Regions from separate parts of the Homo sapiens genome. Here region 2 is linked to region 1. The links are chromatin contacts, found by Hi-C in ENCODE. All regions are on one chromosome and are shown on one strand. Each heading gives the region's core, a stretch centred on a gene start or an enhancer-like site at or near the end of the contact. The rest is flanking DNA. Distances are from core to core; before and after follow the strand shown. Region 1 has its middle 160 kb from the start of LINC01913. Region 2 has its middle 36 kb from the start of LINC01913.

Evidence for each region. A loop is a pair of places that touch in the nucleus more often than their neighbours do. Pooled maps may share reads with other maps.
Region 2: a pooled map shows a loop between it and region 1 (4-fold over the local background). The contact joins two enhancer-like sites. A Hi-C loop is called at or near these places in 9 of 37 single-sample maps with no recorded cell type and 6 of 50 pooled maps.

Annotation. Positions count from the first base shown.
Region 1 is chr2:41,711,259-41,718,792 of GRCh38, forward strand. No RefSeq gene overlaps it. Among named protein-coding and RNA genes, the nearest start is that of LINC01913, 160 kb to the right of the region's middle. RefSeq lists an enhancer at 4,571-4,680. Within about 2 kb of position 4,578, at least 5 of the 41 ENCODE cell types and tissues checked have a DNase peak (open chromatin) inside an H3K27ac peak, as active enhancers do.
Region 2 is chr2:41,837,776-41,845,309 of GRCh38, forward strand. No RefSeq gene overlaps it. Among named protein-coding and RNA genes, the nearest start is that of LINC01913, 36 kb to the right of the region's middle. Within about 2 kb of position 3,581, at least 19 of the 41 ENCODE cell types and tissues checked have a DNase peak (open chromatin) inside an H3K27ac peak, as active enhancers do.

The sequences.
Region 1 (7,534 bases), core at 3,328-5,827:
ACCTATCTAAACAAAAGCTCTTGGAAATCCTCAATCATTTCTAGGAATGTAAAGGAGTCTTGATATCAAAAAGTGTGTGAACCACTGAGTTAGCGTATGTCTACACTGCAACTGGCACCCCCTGAGATGCAGCAGCCACATGTGGTGGTCATGATCACTCCCCTGCTCAAAGCTTGTACTGGTTCAGAAGTAGGGAGGCAATGTGGAATCATTCTGGTTTTAGAGACAGACCTATGTGCAAACCCCAGTTGGACCGCTTACTAGTTATGTGACTAAGACAAGTTACTTAATCTTTCTACATATGGAAACCTATCAGAGCTGAGAACCGGATTTTACATCCTCCCCATTCTTCATCTATAACTATTGATTCTCAACCAAAAGAAACATACCCACAAAAAAATCAATAGTCAAATGAGAAATAAGTACTAATTTTATCAATAGTTGGGCAAATGCCCAAAACCCAACTCTTGAATTGGAAAATGAGGCCATGAGTTCAAGCTAGGCTTCCTCCTCCTGATTCTCTGAAATCTAGAATGATCAGCTTTCTGAGTAGACTCCTAGTCTATTTACAAGCTGCCTGGACAGCAAGCCCAACTGGTCTTACCCACGCAAGTACAGAGAAGACACACATGGTTGCACACTGCAGTCAGAAAAGGCGCAAAGGTCAGCAGAAAGAATTTCAGAGTCCTGCAATTCTGTCCCCTGGAGAAGTATGACACAAGGAACACTTCAGATACTGACCTATGATATTAGCTATGTTCCAACTGGGAGTGATGAGTAACTGGTTAGTGGCAAAAATATCACCATAGCAATGGAAGGATCTTTTATTCTCTTTAACTATAACAACTACAGGACCTGGCACACATCAGTCACTCAGGAAGTCATCATCAGTAGGTGCATATGCTGGAATTAATAAGAAAAGAGTCTGAAAAATCAGAGACCCAAAAGTTTTATAGTCTCTGTTTTCTGCTCTTATTTATGGGAGCATAGGAGACATTGGAAGCTATGAAGACCACCTTCTTCCAAAGCAAGTTTCCCTCTGTAGCATTCCTCCAGCCTCGGTGCACTCGAAGACATGGGGTGCTCAGCAGTCTTGGAGGCTTCCAATTCAGTTGAATGACAGTTCTTTTTTACTTGAAAGTTCTACCACAATATCCAACACCATGGTCACTTTCATGATATGCAAAGAAAATCATGGCTTCCAAATTGTTTGGCTAAGAAAAGGGATTACTGTCTTCTGTTATTAGCATGGTCTTAGGATTGTCACTGAAGAGTCAGGAAAAGAGGGGAAATATATAGAATTCATTCAAATACATGTAAGTCCCAGCCCTGTCAGTAAGAGAAGAGGAGAAAAAGAATTAAGGATGGACTCTAACCTTAAATTAGTTCACTGACTACCATCTCATCATAAAACAACTTGGGTAGGAGTTACAGAATTTTATTTACCAAGATCAAGCAATAAAGGTGCAATACGTCACACAAGAATTAAGAAGGCCTTAATTTGAACTCCTGGGACCTAGGTTGCAAAACAATTGGAATTTACATATCAGATCCTTGGGCAAATAATATATTTAATCATATATTTTATTTAATCTAGTATATCCAACATATTATCATTTCAACACAGCCGTAAAGATAAACCTCCCTTAACGTCTGCAGCTCCTACTCTTGCCCCAACCCCAAATCTCTGGTCAATTAGCCCTCTCAGCCAGTTGAAAAGTAACCCTAATTCACTCAGGATGGTAACCCTGTCCTCAGTGGGTGAAGGCCTTTTAATGCCAAGAATATTGGGAGATAAATAGAGGTGATAAAATAAATAAATCCATGGTATCAATATTTTTAAGTGGCTTAAGGAATCTGATACATCAAAGCATCTGGCAGATTAGTCTGATCATCCCAATTTATATATAAATAATTGATTTTTAGATATGATTTTAAGTTAAAAGATATAAATGATTTGCTTATGTTTGTATATACTATTAGAATATATCAAAGAACTTGAGATTTACAATATTTATAAACGTACTAAATTAACTAGAGCATTTTAGGTACTTACAGATGAATAACTTGTTAAGTGTTTGGCTCTTCAGAAAAGCAAGTCCATTAAAGTTTAAAATGTTTAAGGGAGCAAAATTAATCAAGTTAATTAATAAACTCTTTTAAAGTGATTGGTAACATTTACTGGATTTATAAATAGTAATTATGAGTTGAGTAATCATTGTTCAATTGAAAATATTTTTAGTTGGTAATTTTAATACACCAAATTCTGATTTAGAAAACAAAAATAACTGCAAATACACTTCTCTGTGAACGTCAGCCCCAGTGCCACTAAAATTCACATGACCTCTCTGACCCTGTGTTTCCTTTGATTCTGGGGTCTCAGCATTTGATCTCTGCAGAACAATAATCCTGATCCGTAAGAGTTAGCTTTTCAGAAGGAGGAAAAATCATTTACACATCAAATGTGAATCTACTTCCTTACTATATTTAATCTCCAGGAATGGACTCATAAAATAATAAAAGCCCCAGTTCAAATTAGTATCTGGTATTTCATTCCATTATCAAAAACCATGACCACATAATCTACTGGTTGGTAGAAAGGGAAGTCCTTCTCTGTTTAGACTTGAGCTCTGTGTAGATCAAGTTATGGTTGTCTGGATTGCCATCTGTATTAATCAAAATTAATACACAGAGGTTCTCTCACTCCATGTACATTTAATTTTTTAGAAAGGCTAAAACACATGGTTGCAGAATCAAATATAAATATTTACAACTGGAGTCCAATATAATCAGAGCTGATGGAAGATGGAACTTAGACAGAGGAAGGAAATGTATAGAATGTGGTAGGAATGGTAACATCCTAAAATGAGGGGTTAAGACATATAATTGAGATATTATTGAAGCTAAAGAACCAGAAACAAAGCTTCAAGGACATTATTTAAAGTTATAAAAGTAACTGGCTGGGTGCAGTGGCTCGCACCTGTAATACCAGCACTTTGGGAGGCAGAGGCATGCGGATCACCTGATGTCAGGAGTTCGAGACCAGCCTGGCCAACATGGTGAAACCCAGTCTCTACTAAAAATACAAAAAATTACCCAGGCTTTGTGGCAGGCACCTGTAATCCCAGCTACTTGGGAGGCTGAGACAGGAGAATCTCTTGAATCTGGAGGCAGAGGTTGTAGTAAGCCAAGATCACGCCATTGCACTCCAGCCTGGGCAACAAGAGTCAAACTCCGCCTCAAAAAAATAAATAAATAAATAAATAAATAAAAATAAAGTTATAAAAGTAGCCAATAAAAGAACTAAAATTATAAGTATAAATTATGTATAATACAAATACATGTATATATCTAAAAGCATTAGAAAGAAAACATGAGGAGAGAGCTGTGTGTAAGCAACCTTTTTTTCCTATCAAAGACGAAATACATGTTATTACATAATATATATCTAAATAACTACACACTATATATTATAAATCAAGAAATATTACCTGGAGGGCCACTGTGCAATATAGTGGCCACCAATCACATGTGGGTGTTGGGCACTTAAATTGTCATCTGCTGCAAGTTTAAAATATACAACCAATTTCAAAAACAACATAAAAATGAAAACTATCTCATTAATAATCTTTATATTATGTGTTGAAATAATATATTGGATATACTAGGTTAAATTAAATATATTATTAAAATTCGTTTTATATGTGTACTTTTACTTTTTTGGTGTGCCTGTAATTTAAAATGGTATATATGGCTCACATTAGATTTCCATTGGACAGGACTAATCTAGAGTTTTGGCACTAAACATCAGCACTAAAAATACAAGTAGTTACAAGAAGTGGCCTCCAGGAACCAGAACTGAGGGAAGAAGCTACACGGGACTGGAGCCAGTTGCTTTTCTCAGAAACCCTTCTGTAATATTTGAATCATTATCTTAAGCATACCTTTCTTTGCAAATTTAAAAAGATTAAAATGTCATAAATGTAGAAAGCAAATAAGGCCATAAAGGTAAAAATAATAATAATAATAATTGTGATGAGAGGGCAGGAGACGGGGTGGGAGGGAATATGGCTGTGATGGACATCATCCACGTGCAGGACAGAATCACAGAGGCCACCCTGTAGGTCAGCCTGGCAGCATTCAGCGTCCTTGTGGGCTGGCCCATGTCAGTAGCTTTCACGAACAAAACACAGTCACCCAGGCCAGGTGCAGTGGCTCACACCTGTAATCCCAGCACTTTGGGAGGCCGAGGCGGGCGGATCACGAGGTCAGGAGATCAAGACCATCCCGGCTAAAACGGTGAAACCCCGTCTGTACTAAAAATACAAAAAATTAGCCGGGCGTAGTGGCGGGCGCCTGTAGTCCCAGCTACTCGGGAGGCTGAGGCAGTAGAATGGCGTGAACCTGGGAGGCGGAGCTTGCAGTGAGCCGAGATCCCGCCACTGCACTCCAGCCTGGGCGACAGAGCGACACTCTGTCTCAAAAAAAAAAAAAAAAAAAAAAAACCACACACACAGAGTCACCCAGTCTCATTTCAGTTTCAGTTTCATCTTTGTCAGGCCCAGCCTTGGTCTCCAGTCCTGACTCTTATAATGACCTTTCTCTCCACCCCACGGCCCAATAGTCACATCTTCCACATTGTCCTAGAAATCATGTCATTTCCAATTTCTAGAAGGTCCTTGGCATCCAAAGCAATTCTGGGGTCCTGAGTCAACATCTTCCTCCTATAACCTCTTTCTCTTTTTCCTGTTTTTCCAAAAGGAAACCAATGCTCCTAAAAGTATTTTCTTAAGCAAGCTCTCAGTTGCAGAGAGCTCTGAGTCCCTAACATTTGGACCTTTTACTGTTTTCTCACATGTTAAACACTGTATCCCAATGTCTAAAATAGTAAGAAGGTCAATCCACACAGAAAATGCATTCGTGCAGTAAAAATTTATGAATGCCTACGGGTGCTGAGCACTGATCCAGGGAGCGGTACTCCAGGTAATATTTCTTGATTTATAATACATAGTGTGTAGTTATTAGATATATTATGTAATAACATGTATTTTCCTCTTTGACAAGGGATGGCAATGAACAAGACATCATCTGCTCTCTTAGAACTTACCTTTAGTGGGAGAGACAGATAAAAAGTAAACAAATATATACATAACTTTAAGTAATACATGCTTTTTATATTTTTATAATTTCATCAGAAAAATATGTAGATTAATGAGAGAGAGGGTGACGGGGTGAGGGGCAGAGGTGTCTATTTTAGAGATTTCTTACTGAGAAAGTGTGATTGGAGGGGACACTGAATGGAAAGGACCTAGCTACGCAAAAACCTGTAAGGAAGGTAAGTAACATTCCAAGTAAAGGGTGGCAGTGTCACAGGGCTTCAGATGGGAACGGACTCAGAGTATACAAAAGCTGCACGAAGGCAGGTGGGGCTGAGAAGAGCAGGTGAGGAGCAGAGCGGAGCCAGAGAGGCACAGAGGCAGCCTGCAACTGAGGGAGGGCTCTGTGGGCCCTGGTGAGGACTAGATTTTATTCCAAATACCACGGACTCTAGCAGGTTTGGAGCAAGGAGTGAATTGGCAGGACTTTTGATTTACTGACTGGTTTTCTTTCAGAACTATAAGTAATTAGTAAAATAAGTAAATTTTTTTTAAAAACCCTCCCCTTTTTTCCTTCTTTACTTTCAAAGTTAATTAAATAACAAGCATTAAGCCAGGCACAGTGGCTCATGTCTGTAATCCCAGAGTTTTGGGAGGCCAAAGTGGGATAATCACTTGAGGCCAGGAGTTCAAGACCACCCTGGGCAACATAGCGAAACCCTGTCTCTACAAAAATAAAAATTAGCTGGGCATGGTGATGTGCACCTGTAGTCCCAGCTACTCAGGAGGCTACAGTGGGAGGATGCTTGAGCCCAGGAGTTCAAGGCTGCAGTGAGCTAGGATTGTGCCACTGAGACCCTATCTCTAAAACAAAAAGTAGTAAAAAATAGGAATTATTAAATCAGAATTCATTATTCAGAATAAATTTTGAATTACCCTGGATCAACAAACAGACAGCTGACACTTATAGGACTGTCATTTTTCACTGCTGTATGCCCTTTGCAGGGGAACTTGGGTTTCGTACCTAATGTTTTCCAACTTAAGTTTTTACTGAGCCCTTTCTACAGAGCAGTACTGTGCTAGGCACTTGTTTACATGACCCCATCTCATTCGCAAAACATCCCTGTGATTAGTAAAATTACCCCAGTCCATATTTGAAGAAACAAATGCAGAGATGAAACTACTTGTCTCAGATTTTATGTCAATAAATGGCAGAGCCTAGATGCACACAGCTTTTCTGATGCAAAGCTCCACGCCACACTGTTTTTTATAGCCCTCTTATCAGCCATAATAGGTTTTTCTAGCATTTTAAAGGACAAATATCGAAATGAATCATCTATTTCGAGTTAAATAGTGGTTAATTGTCATCAGTTCCTGACAGTAAGTTAGAGATTCAGCAACGTAGGATAATTTGCTTGCAATTATGCAATTTGGTAGTGGCCAAGCTGGGATAATTATTAGATTTTCCCAAATGCTCCCATTGTTATTCAAGCCCATCTTTGAAAATTCAAAAGCAGAAAGACATAAATTAAACCTAAGGAGGAACCTGAGTTTCAAAGGAATAAAGGTTAATGAAGCTGTAGATATGCTCACACAAAAAGCAGTTGCATCCACAAAAATAAGAATATTCAAAGTGTGAGGCTAAAGCAGAGATGTGGGAGAGCGTATTATGAAGTAGAGGCAGCAACTGGGTGGGTGGATGGACATGCATGAACAGGAAGCCTGGTACCATGCCAGGCTAGTACCTCAATTCAACTGAGTAATCAAGGTTCCTACAGATTAGTCATTACAAACTGTTCACCAGGACAAACTGTGCTTTAAATTGATTGCATGCTTATCTTGTGTTTTACCTGTAATTTTTCAACAAGATTTGTGTCATATTGACCAGAGTATATCAATCTTGAAAAAGCTGATAAAAAAGTGTATTTTTATTAAGATTTATAAAAATAATATATTGCATATCACGACTGCTCATACAACTCTGTTGAAGCATTGCCACTGAGGTAAATGGAGAGAAAAATTCTATTACAATACTACATGCTTTACTGCACTAATATTTTCCCGTTGATTTTAAGCTGTATTGAAAAGCAAACTGGACCCTTCAGGAGTCATTTGTTGTAGCATTTGAAAAAAGCATTGATTTTAACATGGGGGCATATAATCAAGTTTCAGAAACATTCACATTGAGATGAGCTTTGAAAGGTTATTTGTCAGTGTTTCATTTGTCCAACCTCTGAATATTAAATTTTTAAGTCTTTCTCCCTTATCCTCTATCTCATGTCTAAAGTAATTTCCTTTAGAATTATGTCATTATTTTAAAATTGCCAACTTACCATGTTTCTTATTTCATCTTTCACATACAGAATTAAAATAACTAATAAGGTGAAGAAATATGGAGAATTTTTTAATTGCTTAAATTATAATGGTTTTGATGACAA
Region 2 (7,534 bases), core at 2,331-4,830, 130 kb after region 1:
AAGTACTTACTATATGCCCAGAAATGTTCAAAGTTCTTTATGTGATTGCATCATTTAATCTTTATAATACTGTACCTATGATACCAAGAAAGACAGGAAAATGTGTATTCTATATTACTTAAGCTATTGGTGCCACTTATAGGCTTTGTCATATAAATATTATGCTAAAGTTAATTCCCTAGTGTTCTTTTTTAAAGTATGAAAATGGGAAAGAAGTGAGTGCCCATTATTGATCGCCTGCTGTATTTCTGGCACTTTAACATGTTTTCTTCATTAAAACATCACCAACTATTTATGAATACATTTTATTATCCCCATTTTAACAGTTTATTGAAAGACTGATGTCATAAACTGCACATATTTAAAATGTGCAATTTAATAAGTTTAGATATATGTATATACCTGGGAAGCCATATTGCAATCAAGGTAATGAACATATCTATCAGCTCCCAAAGTTTTCCTCTCTCTCTTTGTAATCCTTCCTCCTGCCCCTCCACTTGCTCGTCCCCAGGCAACCACTGACCTGCTTTCTGACACTACAGATAAGTTTGCATTTTCTAGAACTTTATATAAACATAATCTCGGTATGTAATCTTTTTGTCTTGCATCTTATATCCAACATGATTATTTTAAGATTCATCTACGTTATTCTATTTATCAAAAGTTCACTCCTTTTTACTACTGTTATTCCAATTGTCCCCATTCTATAGATAAGCAAACTGTGAAAATAAGCAACTAGTTCTAAGATCACATAGTAAAGGACCAGATTCAAATTTAAATCTGCCCAACACAAAAGCCCCATATTTTCCCACTAAAAATTATGCCTGTCTTCATTTTTAACTGAGAAATAACTCTACATATATCTTCAGAATGGAAGAATGTGGCCTCCAAAGTAACCAGGCTATAGTAACCGCACCAAAATTATTGCTGGATGATTAATTGGAGAGGGTGTCAGCTGTCCTACCCACTTACCTCCACAGTATGTGCTCAGCAGTACCAGCCTTAAACTTTGGGCTTCAATTACAAGGTCATTCATCCAAAGAAGAACCCTGGAATCCTGGGGCTGCCAAGATACATGAGACCACTGTACACAGGGCCTAAGCTCTAGCTAGAGTCCTCTCCTATAGGCCAGAAGAGAAGGAAATGGGTGGGGCAGATGATGGGAGGTGGTCAAACGTATGGTACAGCAGGGAGGCATCCAAAGAACCATGAAGGTCCTCACTGAACTGGGTCACTTGTGTGACTTGAAGGATAGACTTTTAATTAAGGACAGAAGAGAAGATAAGAACTACAAAATGGAAAAGAAAGGAAAGGTAGACTAACCCTTGCCAAACTCCCAAACTGTTAATTTGGTGATCTTAGGCACTCATCACTCTTGAAATATAAAAACAGATCAGATTTCTCCATGATTCTCGCAACATACGTTTGAGGAGGAATTATTTGTGATACTATGAATAACAACAAATAACTAGCAGTTATAGAGTACTTATTACGCACTACACACAAGAATCATATTCTATTTTCATTTTACTACAAAGAAATCAGTTCTCAGAAAATATAAGTGACTTGTCCAAGATCACACAGCCAGAGAGTGAATTCGTTTTAGCCAGAATTCAAGTCTCCAAGTCTGTCCAGTAATCTTCCCATGACTCAGAAACACTCCAGACTTCCCTGCTCCCAACCAATCACCCAACCACCGCTACACACTTCACCATCATTGGTCCCAACCCAGGCTCACCCTAGAGTATATGCTGACTTATGTCCTTTGATTTCAAACCCCTGAAACCCTTGTCTTCATCAGTACATGTCCTTCTATGTACACTGCCCTCAGAATACTGTTGAACACTACAGCCAACTTAAAAGATACTCTAATAAACCAATTCTACTCCAATAAGTTAATCATTATAATGTTATGCTTTCGTCAGGTGCCAACGGGGCTTAAGAAAACAGTGCCTAAAAGAATAATGTAAACTGTGGGCAAGAGTGTGATATAGAGATTTTCCAAGTCCTATGTTCATACGTGTGAGTGTGATAGGTTTACAGACTAACTCCAGACAAAGCAAGCCACTATTCCTCTTTCAGAAGGGCCAACTCAGGCTGAAGTAGCCTATTGCCTGGGGGAGGAAGAAGGGAAATAATAATCATTATTCCCTTCCTCATAAATGATATGAATAATAGGGGCCAACATTTACTGATTGCTTTGTATTGGGTATTTTATCAGTACCACAATTAAACCACAATTCCATGAAGTAGGTGTTATTGTTAGTCTCATTTCCAGATGAGGAAACTGCGACAGGGAGGCTATGTAATCTCACCATGCTAGTGCTATGCAGGCTTGGGACTCAACAGGTATTCTTTCAAACGGCAAAATTCTCATTCTTTTTGTTTTTTTCTTTTTTTTTTTTTTTGAGACAAGGTCTCACTCTGTCACCCAGGCTATAGTGCTGTGGTGCAATCTCATCTCATTGCAGCCTCGACCTCCCAGGCTCAAGTGATCCTCCCACCTCAGCCACCCAAGTAGCTGGGACTACAGGCACACATCACACGTCTAGATAATTTTATTTTTTGTAGAGAGAGGGTCACACTATGTTTCCCAGGCTGCTCTCAAACTCTTGGACTCAAGCAATCCTCCTGCCTCAGCCTCACAAAATGCTGAGATTATAGGTGTGAGTCACGGCACTGACCCAGAATGCTCACTCTTAACCAGTGCACTGATCCCCACCAGTTATTGCTTATCGTGTACCTATTATGCGCATGGCACTGTGCGAACCTTAAACATATTAATTTCATTGAAACCTCATGGCAAGCCTTGGAGATAGGTATTATCATTATCCCCATCTGACAGATGAGGCTCAGGAAAGAAAGGAAACTGAGTTAATGTGGAGCTGGAACCGACGACACGCATTCTGACTAAGAGCTCTCTTATTCAGCACGACTGATTCCTATTCAAGTTTAGGTATTTCTCTTTCTACTTCATTTAGGTTAAAAGGCTTTCCTCTCCAGGAGCCTGGCAAGCCAAGCCCGCCCTCTGCGGGGCAACAGCACGAGGCATTACCCCTACAGACCACTTGGCGGCGCCGTCCGTCCTGAGTTGGAGAGAACGGTGGGCAAGTAGGGCTCCTTCCGCACGCTGCACGGTTCTTCTCCGGGCCCGCCCCCTTCCAGCAACAGCCAATCAGAAACTCGCTGACAGCGCTAGGCTCTCCACGGTAATGGCCGTGGATGATAATTGGCTAAGTCTCTTAAGGGACGTCTGGTTTCCGGGGACGCAGTGATAAGCGCAGAACGGGAGGTCTCTGAAGCAAGATGGGGCTCCAGACATAATCTTTACCTGAATAAGTCCCAACGCTGGGAGTGTCAGCCCGATCCTCCTACGGTGGAAAAGGCGGCAGCCAATTGCTACAGTCCCTTTAGGCTTTTCTCTCCCGCCAATCCTCACTCTGCCCTACGGGAGGGTTCTTGGCCGCTTCAGCTCGGTTTGCTGCTTACCAACCCCGCGGCCCAAGGGGAGCACGGCTCCCTGGCCCGATGCCCCCGGGGTATGCAGAAGGGCCCAGCCGGGACAGCAGCCACTGCATTTCTTTGGCTTGCGCTGCAGTCCGGATGGAGCTCGGTTCTGACCCAGAACATGAGATCGGGTTCTCATTAATTCAGCCCAGGGCCTTGCACACGCGCCCCGCCCCTGCTTGAAGTGGCTCACCCCGGACTTTCAGGATCTCACACGAAGTGCTTCGCTTTCCCCTGCAGGGATGGTACTCTCTGAGCGCCCTTGGAACTTTGTAAATAGCTGCATTGCAGCACTTCTCCATTGTTTTATTTCACGCATATTGGACTCAGGGTAGAGACCATATCTTAAACGTCTTTGCTTTGAGCAAGATATTTAAACTCTCTGTGCAGCATTTTTCTCAACTGTAAAGTGGGGATAGTAGTACCTCTTGCATAAAGTTGTGCGCACTAATACATGTAAAGCGCTTAGAAGACGGTCTTGCACACAGCAGATGATCAGAAAATGTTAGCCACTTGTTATTCCTACAATGCCTAGCACAAACACATCATAAATACTCTACAGTGCTTAGAATCAGTTTCATATATTTGTTCTTGGAGGTTTAAATCTCAGCTTTGTCAGAACTGCTCCAAGAAGGAAACGGTAAATATATATACACATGGCTGTAAATGTGTCCGAGTGCTTCAACATGCAGTGGCAGTTGAGAACAGCAGGGAGCCTGGGTTCAAGTTCTGACTGCAGCTGAACAGCCGAATGACCAATAGAAAATTAACTAAAACTTAACTCCTCAGCTGGGGAATGGAGATGATCATAATAATATCTACTTCATCGGGTTGTGGTGCTTGCATTCTTATCCCACTTTCACTTTGGGAGCTAGTACAAGAATGTAATGACACAGTATAGTATTTCTACCTTATATGTGTCTCCCACTTTAACTTTTGCAAAGCACATTCATATATTATCTCATTTAATACTCACAGCAACCCTGTGAAGCTCAGAGCACTTCCTGGTTGGAATCCTACAACATGTCCATGGTGAGCTGCAGCTCGGTTTCTTTGAGTGCAATTTCAATGTCAGTGCCATTGCTCTGCATCAGGACTGAACCAGTGACCACCTGGGTCTCAGATAAGCAGAAGGATTTGCATCCTAGATTTTCAAGCCAGTTGTTCTATTTTTTTTATTTCTGATTACAGCAGAAAGACGTAGTTACATTATCTTTTAAAATGTGAACAAAACAAAGTGCAAGGTCTGGTCGACCTTCACACACACTCCCCAGAGGCAGCCACTGTCATCCATTGAGTGTGGCATCTTCCTAACCTCCTGGGTATGGTTTCATGCATGTACCTGTGGCGGGGAGAAAGCTAGGTTTTTTTGTTGTTGTTCTTTTGCATAAACATGATTGTATTTTAAAATTTATTCTACAACTTGTTTTCTTCAATTAACAGTACATCTCAAAGATCTTTTTATGTCTGTATCCTTATTTCTTTTTAACTATTGCAGTCTTTTATACCTGAACTCATTTAACCATTCTCTTGTTGTTAATTCTAATTTTTAAAGCCAAGTTTTTCTTAATCCCCCTCAAGTCCCAATTTTGTTGTAGCTGGTTAGATTCTGAACAGCCTCTGGGCCTAAAGATTCAAGTCACCAGGAAATGAAATCCTTATGGTCAAGAGTTCCACCTAGCTCCATATTCTTCCCATACTACAAGCCCAAAGCCCTGGCAAGCTGTGAAACTGGAGTCCCTCCTCCCAAGAGGAAAGAGTGGGAAAGAGGATGCCCACATAGGGCCAAAATGGGCTGATGACGACTTTACTCCTCAGAACATTGCTCAGAGCTGAGGACATCTCTGTAACTTTAAAAGCCTCCTAATTCCCTCCAAGAATCTGCATGGCTGAGATCCCTTCTGAAGAGGTGAAGCTGGTGAAACTTTCTCTTCCTTGAGGCCCTGGTGACCCTCATGACTCAGTCCTTCCCCAGGCCCACCCCTCACTTCCAACACCCACAAGTATCTCCCAGGGTTGAAACCTCTACTTCAGAACGCAGACTTGGAATTGAATTGCAGGGAAATGGTGGGCACATCCTGTGGGTACTTGTGAAACACATGGACCTCAGATCCTCAGATAACCCTAAAAGAAATGATGTGGGCTGGCCACGGACTGGTCTAGGGACAGTGTCACTTCAGGCAAAATGAGAGGTAGAGAATCAGGGTAGAAATCAGCAGATTACAGGCACAATTCCACAAGGGAATGTGCTGACTTCGTGACCCTTAACTCCATGCCCTTTCTACCCAGCTCCAAAAGGAATTCACTTGCCTTTTCTCCAGCTACAACTAAAGAGTCTGTGGAAGGAGAAATAGGTAAAAGTCTCATCCCATGAATTTCAGACACATCTCTGGCGCACCCAGCATTTTGTACATTAGCCAAAAAGCACATATTCCTAGTTGAATACAATCACACACATATAACACAAATGGAGTCATGTTCACAATCAGGACACCAAACTGAATCTATGTTGAAGATGTTCTGTATTCTAACACCCAACAGAATAATGCACTGGAGCCATACCGGACAAACAACTTACAAAAATGGATCTCAGACTGGAAAATACATTTGAAAAAAATGCAATCTCACTAGTCATAAAAAAACATACAAAATTTTAAACCGGGATTTTATTTTTCACCTATAAAATTGTCATGTTACAAATTATAATATGCATTTCTTTTTTTTTTAAGAGGAAGTTTCGCTCTTGTTGCCCAGGCTGGAGTATGAATATGGCTTATGACATACTTAAGAATGACAAAAATTGCTCTGTCCTCTGTTGCTGGTGGTGGAATAAATTAGTTAAAGCCTTTTGGAAAAATAATTTGGCAATATGTATCCAAATCTCCTTAACCCAGCAATTTAATTTCTGAAAATCTAGTTAAATGAATAATTTCAAAGATTTTTGCATCAAGAAAACCTGGAAGCCAATATCCAACTTCAATATTCAAAAATAGGAAAATGGTTAAATGAATATCGACACTGTAAAGATGTGTAATAACATGGAAAATATGTATGATGGGGCATTGAATAAAGAAAATAAGATTCAAAAGAAACAGTTTGATATTATTACAACTACGTTGAAACCCGTATTGTATACACACACAAACCCACACACAAATGATTTCGTTTACTCCTTTCAACAATCAGTGAGGAAACTGAGACACAGGAGGGTTCAGGAACTGGCAGCTGGCCACATAGCGAGTGGTAGAGCCAAGTTTTATGCCCATGTTCTTCCCAAAATACCACAAAAGCAACCACTAACTGTGAACAATGCTTGTTGAACTTGCAATCTGAAAGCTCCTATTTACATGTTTTAAGCCCATGAAGAGATTTTATAACTCAAGTAATGCTACTCCATGAGATCTCAAAGAGCACTTTTATCTCATCCAACTAGTCCTGCTCCAGGAAGAAGCCTCCAGAAGTCAAGTCAGGCTTCAGAAGCAAACAGAAGAATCTGGTGTGTTGCTGACGGAACTCCCAGGGAATCCACCCATCTTTGGGCAGAAGGCCCTTGCAAAATTACTTAGTAGGCCAACTTCAGTGATTTACACACAACCTGTGATGGTTAATACAGGTTCAATCAAATCAACTTGATTTGATTGAAGGATGCAAAGTATTGATCCTGGGTGTGTCTGTGAGGGTGATGCCAAAGAAGATGAACATTTGAGTCAGTGGACTGGGGGAAGACAGACCCAACCTTAATCTCGTGGGCACAATCTAATCAGCTGCCAATGAATATAAAGCAGGCAGAAAAATGAAGAGGTGAGGCTGGCCTAACCTCCCAGCCTTCATCCTTCTCCCACGCTGGATGCTTCCTGCCCTCAAACATTGGACTCCCAGCTCTTCAGTTTTGAGACTCGGACTCCCAAGTCTCTCCTTGCTCCTCAAGCTTGCAGACAGCCTATTGTGGGACCTTGTGATCATATAAGTTAATACTTAATAAATGCACTCACACTCTAGATAGATAAGATAGATAGATAGATGATTG